Regions from separate parts of the Homo sapiens genome. Here region 2 is linked to region 1. Evidence: chromatin loops called from intact Hi-C (ENCODE). Cell type or tissue: heart right ventricle. All regions are shown on one strand. Each heading gives the region's core, and the rest is flanking DNA. Links, peaks and the distances in the headings are about the cores only.

Region 1 (7,588 bases), core at 1,316-3,815:
CATTTCTCTAATGATCAGTGATGTTGAACTTTTTCCCATATGAGTGTTGGCCAAATGTATGTCTTCTTTTGTAAAACGTCTGTTCATGCCCCTTGCAAACTTTTTAGTGGTTTGTTTTTCTCTTGTAAATTTGTTTAAGTTCCTTATAGATGCTGGATATTAGACCTTTGTTAGATGCATAGTTGGCAAAACTTTTCTCCCATTCTGTAGGATGTTTGTTCACTCTATCCAGGGTTCTTTATATGAAATGAACTTGAACCCATACTTGAATTCAATGCTGGGGATGTTGTTTCTCAAGATAAATTTCTTCTATGCCTGTCTGCTCCTGCAATGCTAAGCTACTCAAGGTTCTGTGAGAATGCAATATTTTGGTACTTCATTCATTTCCAGGTACAGTCTCCTTTGCCTGGGTTGCCCTACCCCACATTCACCTGGAAAAGGCTTTCTCCTTCCTGAAGAGTTGGCTCAAGAACCACCACTTCCCTTCCACACCATTTACCCAATTCTCCCAGCAGACTTAAGCACCCCTTCCCTTGTGCTTCCACCAAGACCGTTACTATTCTTATCTTAATTTATAGTAATTACACATTTATTTTCTGCCTGTCCATTAGATAAGGGTAGGAACCATGGCTTTTCATATTTATATTGGCAAAATCTTGGCCACTGTATGACATATCAAAAAGGCTCAATTAATATTTGTTAAAAAAATTATCATTGTTTTAATCTATTCTATACCTACCTAAAAACCATACAAATGTCTTAAAGAATGATATGCCCCCCTCTTTCATACTCTTTGCCCCACACATATAGTGGTCTGATGTATTTTAACAAATCAGAGATGTTGAAAGCAGAAAATCTTCAGTACCTTATTTAAGGTGATAAGCTTCTAATAACATTCATACTATAATACCCATGACTTTAAGCACAATGATACATTATCTGTTGCATTATGTTATAGTTTCATACTTCATTGGAAACTTAACTGGATATTAACCAGCATTTTGTCTATGTGATAATCATTTTGGACATATTTTTAGTATTTTGTATTTGTGCTACACCATTTATAAAGTTCAAAGACCCACCGCCTTCGAACTAAAATATTTAATTTTTCAGATATTATCAAAGGAGATGAGCAAAAAGGAAATTAAAGTTAACAGAACATCTATGGGGGTACTTGGTTGGTGGTAGCACTTAACATACTTAACTCATCAAAATCTTACATCAACCTAATGAGAGATAAACATTATTAACACCATTTAGATAAACCTAAGGCTTAGAAAGAATAAAACATTGTTAGAGCCAGGATTCAAATTCAGATGCATCAAGCTATGTACTAGGCTGAAGAGTGGTCCCACAAGATGTCCACATCCCAATCCCTGAAGCTTGTAAATGTTACCTTATATGGCAAAAGTGATTTTGCAGATATGATTAACGATCCTGAGATGGAAAGATTATACTGGATTGCCTCGGAGGACCCTAAGTATAATCACAGGGACCTAAGAGAGAGGCAGAGGGAATTTGATTACAGCAGAGGAGAAAGCAGTGTGAGCATGAAAGCAGAGATTGGAGTCATGCAGCGAGCAGCCAAGGACTGCTGGTGGCCTCCAGAAGTGGCCAAGGTAAGGAATAGATTCTGCCAGGTAGCTTCCAGAAAGATCCAGCCTTGCTGACACCTTCCTTGATTTTAGCCTTTTATGATTCATTTGGCGTTCTGAACAGTAAGAAAATAAATTTGTGTTGTTTTAATTGTGGGATTTGTTGCACCAGCAACAGGAAACTAACATACAGTCTCCAAACTTAGGGAGATCTTTGATTAAATCAGTTTAGTGCAACAAACAAGGCAGAGTAATTAAACACCTCCGCTAACAGGAAAAGAAAACAGCTGGAGCCACGTCAGACCACATAAGGAAGTTCCAAATGTGAACATCCTCCAAGAACACTTGAGCCATCATCATGACTATTCCAAAGTAATATCTGGAAAGTTTTAGCCAAGTGCTCTAGCAGATCTTCCCAGCTGGGAGGAAGGAACAGCATGAGGGCCAGTCCCTCAGGTAGCCAAGTCATAAACCTTGCAGAACTAAACTAAAACTTTGAACTGAGCCCACAAGCCTGAGGTGGCCAACACAAACCTCAGTGGAACTAGTTGTACTTCCAGTAGCAAAACACTTTTAAACAAGGGCCATATTCCATTTGCAACTTTTGGGATAAAGCTTTGTCTATGTCCTACAGCAGCCCAAGACTGGAATTTACCAGGGAATGAATAACTCAGAAAAAAAGTTTGCAAACTCTGTGCCTAGCCCAGATGGAAAAACAAGCTACTGGCTTTAATGCAGTACAAACTCCAGACTTTGTGCCAGCAATAGCCTCCTCCAGGATTGCATTTGGCATAAGAATGGGAATTATAGTGGTGTGAATTACACATATTTTCCAATGCAAAATAAGGACTACCACAAATTGAAAGAAAGTTTGTGTATGTCTTCTGTTGTTCATTAAGACAATTCTCACGGGCTCTCGTGTCTGCTGTCCAGGGTTACCCTCTCGGGGGAAGTGACTCAAGCGGGAAACAAGCGCCAAGGCCAAGAGAAAACAGAATCTTCTGAATGAAATTAGCTTTTGTTTGCCTGCCACCTTTTGACCTGGATGGATATTTCTACATAAAAAAATGTTAAGTCTTAGCCTTCTGAAATATTTGGAAAGGTAAAGCTCAGAGGTATAAGCAATAAGGTTGTCTCCGTAGTTACTAAGTTTCCCTGGTAGAGGTGGACTGTGATCTGATTAAAGGAAAAACGAAAACATAACAAGGAAGTTGATGGATATCTACGGGGATTTTTAACAGTAAAGCGCTAAAGTAATGAAATATCTCACTGAAATCCTTAATGATATAGCTAATCTCAAAATTTAAAAATCCGTTTATTTCTTCACCAATCTCTCTGAATTACTAACACTGTGGGTGTAACAATTGTCAGAAGTCCCATGAAAAGTATCTTAAATACCTCAAAACAATCTTGACTATGACTTTTATATCAGATCAACTATAGCTTAGAAACGATCTCCTTCACACTAATTAAAATCAAATCAATAGGTAGTAATCGAGCATCAGTTATTCACAAAATGGTGTGGGAACTACAACAATCAAAGTCAGTGCCCTCATGGGGCTTATCATCCACTAAAGAGAAAAGCAATACACATGCAAAACATTAAAAAACAAAGTTTCAAATATGGGTTAAAAAATAGAAACCCATCACAAAGCAGTATGTGTTCAGTCAACATATGATTCCATAGGAAAGGGCCAGTGTGGGAGTTTAAGAGAGAAGGAGGTTAGAGCAGCAAGGCTAGATGGAACCTAGGGAATTTCAGTTGCTTCTATTTTATCTCAGTGTGGCTAAAGGCAGTAGGTATCTGGTGTGATGGGAAGTGTCAGACATCAGTTCCACAACTCGCCAGGCTTCAGACCTTGATAGTTACTTAAATACTCTGAGCCTGATTATTTTACTCTACAAAATATAGATCAAGCCTACCTCCAAGGTTGTACTGAGGTTAAAGTGAGAAATGTATATAAAGGTCTCAGCAGATTGTAGATGCTCAATAATACTAGTTGTTTTTCTTTCTGTAGTTATTAAGTCTTCAATACAATTTTTTTTCTGAGAGTGTTGTGATATTTTGTTATTTTCCATAAATCCAAACATGTATTTTATCTCACAGGTCTCTTGAAGCATTATTTGTCTGTAAATGCTAATTACTTCCTGGTGAATTTTAGGTTCCAGGAAACATGGAGAGTCCTGTTTAAATTTGTCTATGCACCTTAAGCTGAGAGTAAAGTCACCAAGGTGCTATCTAGTTTAAGAGACTAAAGTTTTTCCTGACTTCTAGACACTTAAAAAATCTCTTTCATACTTCAGGCTTTTAAAAATGCAATGCTTCTCTCATAGGTACTGGTCTTGCCACATGTTTGCTCTGACACATTAAATTACCTTTGCAGCATCAACCCAATCAGATAGAACTGAGTGCTAATGAGACAATAGCCCCCTCTCAGGCCTCCTGTCAGTTCATGAGCTTTGCTCATTTCCATGGTCACACAGCACATGGAGAAAGCTAACCATCTGTCTTAGAATTTCTTGCCCATAATTACAAGAAAGACTGGGTAGGACAGTATGGATACAATTAACACAGATCTATCACCAATACCAGGCATTTGTGCGGGGACTCCCTCCTGCTGATAGCTGGGTAGAGGCTCAGGGCTGGAAACCAGTGAGGAAGAAAAAGGAAATCGCTTCTATAAGCCAAAGTTTAAATAAAAATGAAAAATCCGTCATTGATTATGTGTTCTGCCAAATGCAGTCTTTTCCACCATAACCAAGCCAGGCGACAGAGCTGGCCCTCCGCTCTTCACTCTTCCCCTACCCTACTCTCAAGCTGACTTCTCCCTTTTAGTTCCAAGCTTGCCTGTGCTCTTCTCTTTAATGTGGATTTCTCCTAATAGGAAGAACCCATCTTTCTCGTTTCAAAATATCAACATTCATTTCATGCAGCCTCACACCTATGCTACCCTTTGTCTACACATTCTGCAGTTTCTGTCAACACCATATGGAAAGGGAATAAGGCATGTGAAGCCACCAAGGCAATGAAGATTAGACGGTAGAGTATTTGACTCCCCTCAGCCGGAAGATGGCTAATGGGGTTGCCTGGATAGTATCGTGGTGCTCCTATGACTGCCCAGCCAAGTGTAGGATTCCAGCTTGATCATCATGTACACCATGCAGAAAGTGACTCTCCCCTCAGAAACAGTTTTTGAAACTCCTGCCATTGCCATGGAACAGAAAGAAGCCACATATTTCCTCCATTCTATGATGCATAATTTTCACTTCTGAAATAGGAGTGTGGCTTATAACTGACATCCAAAGAAACTTGCCAAGAATGTCTTCTTTAATAAAATATTGCTATGAATGTGCTTTGTTATACAATTAATGGCATCTTCGCATGGAGGAAATATGATCCTTCCACTGAAGAGATTGGAGTTTCAGTAGAGAAGAGGCATGGACTTAAGTTTAGAGGCAAGAAGCCCACAGTTTCATGCCACAGAGCTCTACGCTTAAAAATCGCTAAAATAATAAATTTTATGTTATATATATATTTACCAAAATTTAAAAAAAAATTAAGCCACAGAATCTGTACCTACTCCCTGGATGAACAGTTCAATATTGTGCAAGTGAGCCAGCATCATGCAGGGCTTATTGGAAAAAAAAGCAAAGCCTTCCATAGGAACCAACTTGTTCTCAGCCTTCAAGCTCATTCTTTGAGGAAGAGCATAGGCATAGGCTGAGGCATCTCTACAATTAGTTACCCAGGGTCTAAAGCAAGACATGGTTTTCCTACTCAGGTGGACAGACTGGAGAGTCACAGGAGATGATGGTGAACACTCTTCCCTTAGTCCTACCAGTCAAGAGTTTTCACCAGTTCACTTAGTGCAAAAGACCTAGAAACAATATTGGAACCCACCATGGATTCTTCACAGTGCTCTAGTGCTTTGTGAATGGCTCTCTGGAGTAACAGATAAGTCCCTCTAGAGAGCCAGACCCCCTCATTCACTGAGTCCTACTGTTGTTTCCAACAGGTGGTATGGATCCTAGCAGTTCAGCATTCCACTGTTGGTGCTGCTTGGTCAGAAGGGGTCCAAAAAGGTGGCTAATCCATCTGCCCCTCATTTGGCATGTGGTACCATGTGAAATGTTCGAGACTGGACATTGCTCAGCAAATTTGGCGTTCAGTGGGGCCAATGACCAGGTCAGCCATTGTAAGGGGGAATTTTGTTGTTGAAGACATGCACAGCCTCTAGCCCTGACTCCTACCTTGTTCACAGAACACTGAGCAAGCACTGGGGTGGCCACAGAGGAGGCTGAGTGACATCCACAGGACAGCTCAGCCTGTCTACCTTTCCCCTGAGTCTCCTCTGCAGCAGAAGCTCTTTGGTCTTCACTCATGAGGAACATGCCCTGGGGCCCACTCAAAGAGCATCACCCACTTGACTTCCGAAACCTCCTTGTCATCAACCTTCAAGTCTTCCCTCCTTTCAGGCAAAATGGACCCCAAGGTGTACTTCTCAAAGTGCTGGAGGGATTTTCCTTCTCATCTAAACTCCAGGGTACCTCAGCAGCCCAAGTCCAACTGCTATCAGCAGAGCCATCTGTAACCCTGTACCTAAATGAAGCAAACTCCCCATGAAGCCACAGGTGTGGGTGCTACAGGCATAATGGCAAAAACAATAGAAGCAACTGAAATGTCCAGAAACAGAGGTTGGTTAAATAAAGTATGCTATATAGAAATAATAGTCATCCATTTTAAATGATGCTACAAATACTCGATGAGATAAACTACTTGTTGCTACATGGTTAAATGGAAACATACATGTTAAAAACCAGTAATTATCTCTGAAGATGTAAAATTATGAAATATTACCTTTCTTCCTTCTGTTTATTTGCACATTTTGCGTACTATGAACATTTACTCATCTTGTAACATGTCATTAAAATAAACCCTTTTGGTAGACAAAACACTGCTACCAATCCTCCTAACAACAAGCATGTTCTGAGTATCACACTGTAGGGTAGTGCTGAGGTCAGTGAAATGATTTAAATGCTTTTGCTTGCTACAGGGAGTATATTAAACAGGGGGAAAAGTCATTTTCTGCAGAAAATTGCTTGGAGTTATTTTTTAAGAGATCCAAGACATCCAACGGGACTTTCTACATTTCTGGACAACAAATTCAGTTCTTAATAAAATGCTTAATTCTAGTTAACAAATACATTTTTGGTAAGATACAGCTGATATGTATCTTTAGATCTATATCCTTTCCACAGTCCACATATGGTATATTTATATATCTATATATATGTAATTTATTAAGATTTAGAAAATACATTTACTTATTTGGATGCTACTTGTTTGCTTTTATAACATACTATTGGCCATAACAATGACTTAATTGTTTCAAAGTTCCATTCTAACATTGTTTCTCTAGAGAAAATACAATCTACTCTGTACTGATTTATTTGATGATGGTGTCCAAGACGAGCTACCTAGGAAATTATCTAAATAAAAATATGGAATGGACTCTACTTAGCTAGAATCCCCCTAAAGATAGACTTGGCTTTGCACTCCTATGTAAAGAGTGCAAATTCTCTTATTTATGCAATTCTCTTATTATTTATGTCCAAGTCAGGCAGCCTCTCCAACAAGTTGACTGCCAATAGATAGACCCACATAATGTATTAACAGAGTTCATCTTTGTCATTTGGGCCAGAGACTAAAAGAAGTATGGTACAGATTCCAAAAAGATTTTCTTCAAAATTGTCATTTTTGTGTTTATTCACATTCTTAATTAGCCTTCACAGATATACATTCAGTTTCTTTTAGGAAAGTTTTGAGGTTATTTTAAAAGAACTGCAACATCATAAAGAATGCCATATGATTTAGTCAAGGTATTTCTTTTCCCCCACGTTGTCAGTGGCTATTTCTCTCTCATCCATGAGCCCACACACTGAGAAAAATATGCATTTCTCACACCCTGGTGTGTGACCACTCCCTACACATT
Region 2 (9,143 bases), core at 2,619-5,118, 100 kb after region 1:
ATCAATTTTGGTCACATATCCATTAATGAACATTCACTGTGGCTAAAGGGTTGTAGTCCCAGAAGGAGGAGTGAATGCTAGACAGCCAGAAAAAATAAATTTCCACCATGGTAACTGCATAACAAATTTTATATTGCTTTTCAGATGTGTAAATACCTCAGATCCTAGTTCTTAAAAATTAGACATCCTGAATTCATGGAGCCATCTGTCACATCATCATGGTTATCTCAAATTCAAGTGTTCTCTTTGTGACAATTAAAGCATGCTAGCTTTATTTGTGAGAAGGTTCTTATTTAACAGCATGCTGTATGAAGTTTTGTTTTGTTTATATTTTAGCCTAAGTCTCAAAGCTGAAAATAAGAGACAACTATCCCCATATTTTAAAGAGAAGTGTCTGACACATCCATGCCACTTAGTATAAAAAGCCAGATCAGTCTAGTATTTATAAAACTCTTACCTCCAGATTCTATATGCCAAAGTCAATGAGAACAGGAATTCAAAAGAGTAAAGAATGTGTTGGCCTTTTTTCACCCCTTCTCATAGAGGGGAGAAGGGAGATATGGTTAGGCTTTTTGTCCCCACCCAAATCTCATCTTGACTTGTAATTCCCATAATCCCCACATGTCAAGGGAGAGACTAGGTTGGGGCAACAGAATCATGGGGGCGGATTCCCCCATGCTGTTCTTGTGATAGTGAGTTCTCACAAGATCTGATGGTTTCGTAAGGGGCTCTTCCTGATTCACTCGACACTTCTCCTTCCTGCCACCTTGTGAAGAAAGTGCCTTGCTTCTTCTTCACCTTCTCCCATGATTGAAAGCTTCCTGAGGCCTCCCGAGCCATGCTGAACCATGAGTCAATGAAACCTCTTTCCTTTATAAATTACCCAGACTTGGGCAGTTCTTTATGGCTATATGAAAACAGACTAATACAGTGTATTATCTCCCAACCTCCCTCATAAAGACGGAAGGCACCTGCAGAAGGTGAAACAGACACCTAGCTTCCCAACAGAAGTATAATGTATCAGATGGTGAGATGAGAAAAATAAAGCAGAATAAGGAAATGATGGTTGTGGGCATGTACCACCTGAGACGGGGTAGTTAGGGAAGGGCTTGCTGATAAAGTGACATTTGAGCAGAGGCTTAAAAGTGAGGGAGCAAGCCACGCTAGCTGGAGGGAAAAGCTTTAAGCAGAAAGAAGAGTAAATCCAAAGGTTCTTGGAAAATGGTTAATATATTCTGGGATGGAAAGAAAGACACTGGAACTGGAAAGAAATGAGCAGCAAAGAAAGTGGCAGGAATTAAGAAGACAGATTAAAATGGAGTTGCCATTTACTACCATGTGGTAAAGAGTAAAGTAAAAGTCAGAAAAAGATCACACTCCCCATGCCCACTGTGGGTTCCTGAGCCTTGGGAAGTAAGGGAAGCCAGGGAAAACTTTGAATTAGATGTGAGATTAAAGTCTTGATTTAGACCTAACTGTATTTGTTTTACTTTTACTATCTGAAAATAAACCTTAAATATCCAAAAGGACTAAAAGTTTTTGGGATCTTAAGGTTTATCTAAAAGGCAAGAATGAAAGAGTTATCAGCGAATGTTTGAAGATCAGAAAAAAATAAACCCACTCCCCATTTGTACCCCACAGATTCTACCCTATTCAATAAACTGGTTACTTTCTAAAAAATCCAAAACTTCACAACACATCTGTAAACTTCACGGTATTCAGCACAATGCTTTACACAAAACAGACACTCAGTAAATATTTGCTATAGCCCATCAAGTAGGCCAATATGCCATTTGGGAGAGTAAAAATGATGTGGCACTAGATTAACGGTCAGATAAGAGAGAGGTGGGGTAGGGCTTAACCTTCTAAATTGCAAAGTTCAAAATTTGAGATTGTAGACTTTGCATGTGGTCTTGACTTTTAATCAGAGTCACCTACAAACAACTTACTGCAAACTTGATAGAATGAGTAACCAGTCTTTAGCACTGAACCTATGTTTGCAATTTGCTAGTTTCAAATGCACGGTGTGGACTCAAGGAAATACAAACAGCTACTGTATTATAAAATGAAATAAATTGAACAGAAAGAATAGGATACAAAAAGGATACTTTTAAAAAGTGACAGAGATCACTAAATTGGCTATTTCCATTTCCATTTTTGACTTAAACAAATCAAAGTTTGTTTCCTTTTCACATAGAGGAAGTCTAGAGTTTGGGAGTCCAGAGCATGTATGGCAGCTTAAAGGTCACTGGGAGCTAGATTTGTTCTATGGCACTTCTCGGATCATCCTTGGTGTGTCACCTCATGGTCTAAAATGGTAACTTGAATTCAAGACACTTTTTCTAAGCCTATCAGCTCATTTGGAAGTAACATAGGAAGCACTATACCCTTTTGTTTGTAAAACAAATATTCTAAAAAGCTTTCAATTCATTCTGACTTGCCTAACCTTTCAATAACTTGAATTTCATTCTTTATACCACTTTAAGTATAAAGTGGTATAGTATGGCAAAGAAATGACCATGGTTCTTTGATATCTTTGAAGATTTTCTTAACCTATATGTAACTGGCTTTTCTGATATAGACCCTAAGGCATGTCTACATTACTATTCCATTGGGTGAGGGGGCATCATGCTTTAAACTTGGTGAGACCAATAAGAGATTATCTAGAAATTTCTATATACAGTAGTGACAATGTGGTCAATTAATGAAGCCAATTTCCCAGTAGACAATCTGGTACCTTTAAAAAATGTATATAAACTAAAAGATATTTCTCTTTCATTTATATTTAACATGCAAATTGGACATCCATAAATTCATTCCAGATAGAGTAAAACTAATAAAAGTTGTATGATTCAGTAGATCTTAAATCATTTAAGACACTATAAGTTCTTGAAGAAAGCATTTTAAAATTTACAGGATCCTCTTAAAAGCAAAGAAAATATTAGTTCTTTGCAGAAAAGGAAATTTCCTATTCAATTGACATAAAGAAAATCACTTCTAGGCTGGGCACGGTGGTGGACGCCTATAATCCCAGCACTTTGGGAGGCCAAAGCGGGTGGATCACGAGGTCAGGGGATCGAGACCATCCTGGCCAACATGGGGAAACCCTGTCTCTACTAAAAATACAAAAATTAGCTGGGCGTGGTGGCAGGTGCCTGTAGTCCCAGCTACTCGGGAGGTTGAGGCAGGAGAATAGCTTGAACCTGGGAGGCAGAGGTTGCAGTGAGCCGAGATCACGCCACTGCACTCCAGCATGGTGAAAGAGCGAGACTCTGTCTCAAAAAAAAAAAAAAATTAAAAAGAAAATCACTTCTAAAAGTTCAATTCATCTATTTTTTTAGAAGACAAAAATTATGTGCAAAAACACTGGGATAGAAATTACAGCTAGATGCAAAATGAACCATGGTCTTTATCCCCACAGACCACAAAGCAAAATACGTTTCCCTTTCCATTCCCACAGTAGTTTCCTATTAACAGAGAGAGCTACAAGAGGCACAGATGATTAGGACATGAATTCATTCAACACTTCTGAGGTCAGAGGCACAGCCCACTTAGGAGTCTGGACTGCTTCCATGTACTCAAAGATCGTAATCACTTAATTCTTTTTTTTTTTTTTCCCCTCTGTAGCCCAGGCTGGAGTGCAGTGGCATGATCTCGGCTCACTGCAACCTCTGCTTCCCGGGTTCAAATGATTCTCCTGCCTCAGCCTCCCAAGTAGCTGGGGCTATAAGAATGTGCCACCATGCCCAGCTAATTTTTGTATTTTTGGTAGAGACGGGGTTTCACCGTGTTAGCCAGGATGGTCTCGATCTCCTGACCTCATGATCCTCCCATCTTGGCCTCCCAAAATGCTGGGATTACAGGCGTGTACCACTGCACCCAGCCTCACTTAATTCTTAAATTTGTAAGTATAAAAGTACCCTGCGTTGGATTAAGTATCAAATAAATGTTACTAATGATATGTCAGGGTTCGTAGATTTGGAAGAAAAGCTATATATGCTGGAGTAATTGGAGGAAGCCTTAAAATAAATAAGTAAACAAATACTCATAACACTATATGTCAAGTACATATATAGGTTGGTGCAAAAGTAATTGCAGTTTTGGCCATTAGAAGTAAACATTTGCACCAACTTTATTTCTGTGAGATAAGTTTTATTGCTCCCATTTTAAATATTAGAAAACAATCACCAAGAAGACAAGAGATCTGACTTAGGTAGTTGAGTAACAGAGCCAAGATTTGAGACTAGGCCTCAAGTCTAGCATTCTTTCAATTATACCAGCCCACTTCTTGGAAATGAAAAGGTACTAACTGGGTCTAAAAGGACAGGAGCAAGGTATTGAGAACAGAGAAGTGCTATTGTGGGACAAGGGTGACTCAGGCATAGTGACCCAATAAGGCCTGTTGGTAGAATATCTTGCCACAATAGTTTTCCTTTCACATTTTTCTTTTTAGTAAGATATTGGAGATGGTTGAGAAAGAAAACATTTCATTCAATAATTCGTTCCCCAATGGCACCGATTTTGGAGTAGTACAGCAGGGAGGAATTATTTTCAAGGGGCAGGAACCTCTAGCTAACAGCTTTGTGACTTTCTTTCATAGTTAGAAAGTCTAATTCAGGCCGGGTGCCCTGGCTCACGCCTATAATCCAGGCACTTTGACAGGCCAAGGTGTGTAGATTGCTTGAGCTCAGGAGTTCAAGGGCAACATGGCAGAACCCTGTCTCTAGAAAAAATACAAAACTTAGCAGGGGATGGTGGCACGCGCCTGTAGTCCCAGCTACAGGGAAGTCAAGGCTGCAGTGAACTGTGATTGTGCCACTGCACTCTAGCCTAGGTGACTGGAATGAGACCCTGTCTCAAAAAAAAAAAAAAAGAAAGTCCAGTTCACTCAACTCTTGCAAAACATCATTTTCTCCTTGTACTTTACTCTGCTCATCTTTAGACAATAAGAATACAAGAAAGGAGAACTCATGTTTACAACCCAACAGCTCTGTTCTTTCTGGTTTTTTTCATTGAAGTAGTCTCTTGACTTCATGTTGAGTGATCAGTTTACACAGGCAACAGTTGGCTAGCTAGTCCAATTGAATTATTATTCTTTTTGTTTTTATTTCCTGCAGCACTACTTCCTGAAGAGTCCAACTGAATTATATTGGGTAACTTTCATTCACCAGGTATCCAGTTTTGAATGCGATCACAACAAAAGATCTCTTTCTGAATTGTATAGATTGTGCTATATGTTACCACACTTTTGTTTATACATTTAATTTAGTGATTACATTAAAAACTCAGCTTAGTATAAAGGCTGCTTATTCCATGCCTTGCTCATTCTCAGCAATCAAGTTGATTAAAAAATAAGGTTTTTTGATTGAAGCCTAGGCTATACATCAGAGTTCACAGCTGAATATGACATTTCCAAAGATGGAGCAGGCTTGAAGGTTATACAGTGTTACAGGATACATGCTTGAATGACATAAGAAGTTTTAATTCCTAAGAAACTGTTGAAAGAAAGAGCAACTATTAGGGAATCCTGGTTGTTGGATGAGGAGGCTAGAATTGTTCTCAAAAACTTTAACAGTAATTACTTTAGAAAACTAGCAAAAAGTTATTAGTAAAAGTTTGCTTGGATAATGTAATAGCCGACAGGAATAATTCAAGACCGAAGTATTCTGAGGCATGTATTTGGAGAATTATAACCCTTGGATTTTTTATTTTTTAGAAAGGGGGTCTCACTCACTATGTTGCCCAGGCTGGTCTTGAATTCCTGGGCTCAAGAGATCCTCCTGCCTCAGCATCCCTAGTAGCTGGGGTTACACAGGCAGGCACCACCTTGCCCAAATCCTTGAATTTTATTTTTTTTTGTAATAATCACAGTTTGCCTTATTCTGATGAGGTATTTATGGAAGCCTTATCTGGAAAATGGAAGATTTTCTCTGAAAGGGAATACTAATTTTAAAAGCCTTTTTTTTTTTTTTTTTACAGAGGCATCAAGTTCTCAATTTATTATACATTGTAACACAATTTCCAATGACCTACTTTAGTGGAAGTAAGTATGGGCGTTTCAAGATTTTTCCCTAGGCTTCTTGTGACTTTTATGACACTACCATTTTCTTGTTTTGGCTCTTAAGACACCATTAATATACCCGAACAATATTTTCAAGTGCCAAAAGGAAAGAAGAGAAAGAAATTGAGAACAGTAGCACTGACTGCAAGGGATGAAAGAAATATACGACAGAAGAGTCAGTCACTTAGAGTACAGGAGAAGCTAGCAGACTGGAGGAGGCAGGCAAAGCATTGCTTTTTTGCCAAGTCACAAATTGGCAACAGCTTTTCATTAGGCAAATGACACCCAGAAAATGCAGACAGTTGATCAAAAATAATGTAATGTGGCACAGAAGTTTTAAAATGTAAATAAGATTCCAACTTAAATTAAGACTATGACTGGTAAACTGAATTGCTAAGTAGCAGTATTGAATAAAATCAGCTTATCATAATTAGCATGGTTAATAAATAAGAGAGATAACTAATATCCGAGGAGAAATGGAGCATGTTCATACGCCTAGAAAATGCTTTTGCGTTTGCAGTGGTTTTCAGGCTTTAGTAGAGGTACAAGATGCTATGGTGTTTGTCAGAATGTAGGTTTCCAGGCCACTTTCCTAGAGACTAGACTTACCAATTTTAGGACAGGGTTTCTCAATCTTGGCACGACTGACATTTCAGGTGGAATCATTTTTTGCTGTGGGACAGTGTCCTGTGCTTTGTAGGATGTTCAACAGCATTCCAGGTCCACTAGATACCTGTAGTACGTCTCCCCCAGTCATGTTTCCAGGGATTGCCAAATATTCCCCAGGGGAAAACCACTCTCTTCCTTTGAAAATCATTAGTCTAGGGTAAAGCCTAAGTGAGAGGTGACAGCATGCTGGCAGTCCTCACAGCCCTCGCTCGCTCTCAGTGCCTCCTCTGCCTGGGCTCCCACTTTGGCGGCACTTGAGGAGCCCTTCAGCCCGCGGTTGCACTGTGGGAGCCTCTTTCTGGGCTGGCCAAGGCCAGAGCCAGCTCCCTCAGCTTGCGGGGAGGTGTGGAGGGAGAGACGCGGGTGGGAACCAGGGCTGCCCATGGCGCTTGAGGGCCAGCGCGAGTTCCGGGTGGGCATGGGTTCGGCGTGTCCCGCACTCAGAGCAGCCAGCCGCCCCGCCATCCCTGCCGGCCCTGGGCAGTGAGGGGCTTAGCACCTGGGCCAGCAGCTGCTGTGCTCGACTTCTCGCTGGGCCTTAGCTGCATCCCCGCGGGGCAGGGCTCGGGAACTGCAGCCCGCCATGCCTGAGCCTCCGCCGCCCAACCGTGGGCTCCTGAGCAGCCCGAGCCTCCCCCACGAGCGCCGCCCCCTGCTCCACGGCGCCCAGTCCCATCGACCACCCAAGGGCTGAGGAGTGCGGGTGAACGGGGTGGGACTGACAAGCAGCTCCACCTGTGCCCCTGTGCAGGATCCACTGGGTGAAGCCAGCTGGGCTCCTGAGTCTGGTGGGGACTTAGAGAACCTTTATGTCTAGCCAAGGGATTGTAAATACACCAATGGGCACTCTGTATCTAGCTCAAGGTTTGTAAATACACCAATCAGTACCCTGTGTCTAGCTCAGGGTTTGTGAATGCACCAATGGACACTCTGTATCTGGCTACTCTGGTGGGGACTTGGAGAACCTTTGTGTGGACACTCTGTATCTAGCTAATCTAGTGGTGACGTGGAGAACTTTTGTGTCTAGATCAGGGATTGTAAACGCACCAATCAGCATCCTGTCAAAACGGACCAATCAGCTCTTTGTAAAATGGACCAATCGGCTCTCTGTAAAATGGACCAATCAGCAGGATGTGGGTGGGGCCAGACAAGAGAATAAAAGCAGGCTGCCCAGCCAGCAGTGGCAACCCGCTGGGGTCCCCTTTGATCCTGTGGAGGTTTTGTTCTTTCACTCATTGTAATAAATCTTGCTGCTGCTCACTCTTTGGGTCCACACTGCCTTTAAGAGCTGTAACACTCACCGCGAAGGTCTGCAGCTTCACTCCTGAAGCCAATGAGACCATGAATGCACCAGAAGGAAGAAACTCCGAACAAGTCTGAACGTCAGAAGGAACAAACTCCGGACACGCTGCCTTTAAGAACTGTAACACTCACCGCTAGGGTCCATGGCTTCATTCTTGAAGTCAGTGAGACCAAGAACCCCCCAATTGTGGACACATAAGGACCTGCATTTCTAGGAAGAATACACAGGTGATTCCAAAGAATGTGTTCAGTGGACCACACTTAAAAAATGAACTAAGGTTTTATGAGTTGAGCTGTGTTCCCTCAACATTTGTATGTTAAAGTCCTAACCCCCAGTATCTCAAAATATGACCTTATTTGGAAACACAGTAGTTGCAGGTTTAGTTAAAATGATGTCATACTGGAGTAGGGTGGGCCCCTAATTCAATTAACCCTGGTGTCCACAGAAAAAGGGGAAATCTGAACAACAGATACCCAGACAGGGAGAACATGTGAAAACTGGAGTTATGTTGACAAGCCAAGGAACTACCAGAAGTTAGGAGAGTGGCCTAGAGCCTTCAGAGGGAATAGGGCCCTGACAATACCTTGATCTCAGACTTCTAGCCTTCCGAACTGTAAGACAAATTTCTGGAGGGTTTTTGTTTTTGTTTTTTTAGAAACAAGGTCTTACTCTGTTGTCTGAATGCAGTGGCACGATCATAGCTCACTGCAGTCTTGAACTCCTGGGCTCAAGTGATCCTCTCCCCACCACCAGTAGCTGGGCTTATAGGTGCAAGCCATCATGCTTGACAACTTTCTGTTGTTTAAGCCATTCAGTCTGTTATGGCAGCCCTAGCAAACTAATACATCAAGAATAAACAAAACACAAGTCAGTTAAGGATGGAGACAACATCTGAAGCAGGATCAGGGTGAATAAAGAAAAGATGGCAGATTGACACCAATTCCTGATTATCTTTCTCAGGACCTGACACAAAATAGGTATGCAAGAAATTCATAATTTTTATTAAGCACTCTCCAAATAAATCTTACCTAAGTATAGTAGTCACCCCCACCCCCTTATGCCTGGTGGATGTGTTCCAAGACACTCAGTGGATGCCTGAAACCTTAGTAT

Evidence for each region. Peaks named below come from ENCODE experiments on the same cell type or tissue, not always from the same donor. Only the 100,000 strongest peaks of a DNase experiment are listed, where the experiment ranks them.
Region 2: a loop joins it to region 1, with 2.1 times the contacts of the local background. A loop is called at or near these places in 11 of 110 quality-filtered maps.

The regions. Positions count from the first base shown.
Region 1 is chr1:185,421,885-185,429,472 of GRCh38, reverse strand. No RefSeq gene overlaps it. Among named protein-coding and RNA genes, the nearest start is that of CBSLR, 110 kb to the right of the region's middle. In heart right ventricle, for the core only: a CTCF peak has its summit at 2,630; DNase peaks (open chromatin) are centred at 2,082 and 2,532; H3K27ac peaks cover 2,065 bases.
Region 2 is chr1:185,320,003-185,329,145 of GRCh38, reverse strand. The region is part of intron 1 of CBSLR (CBS mRNA stabilizing lncRNA); the gene reads right to left. It also overlaps the pseudogene GS1-279B7.1. Among named protein-coding and RNA genes, the nearest start is that of CBSLR, 7.1 kb to the right of the region's middle. In heart right ventricle, for the core only: no CTCF peak of the experiment used is centred there; no DNase peak of the experiment used is centred there.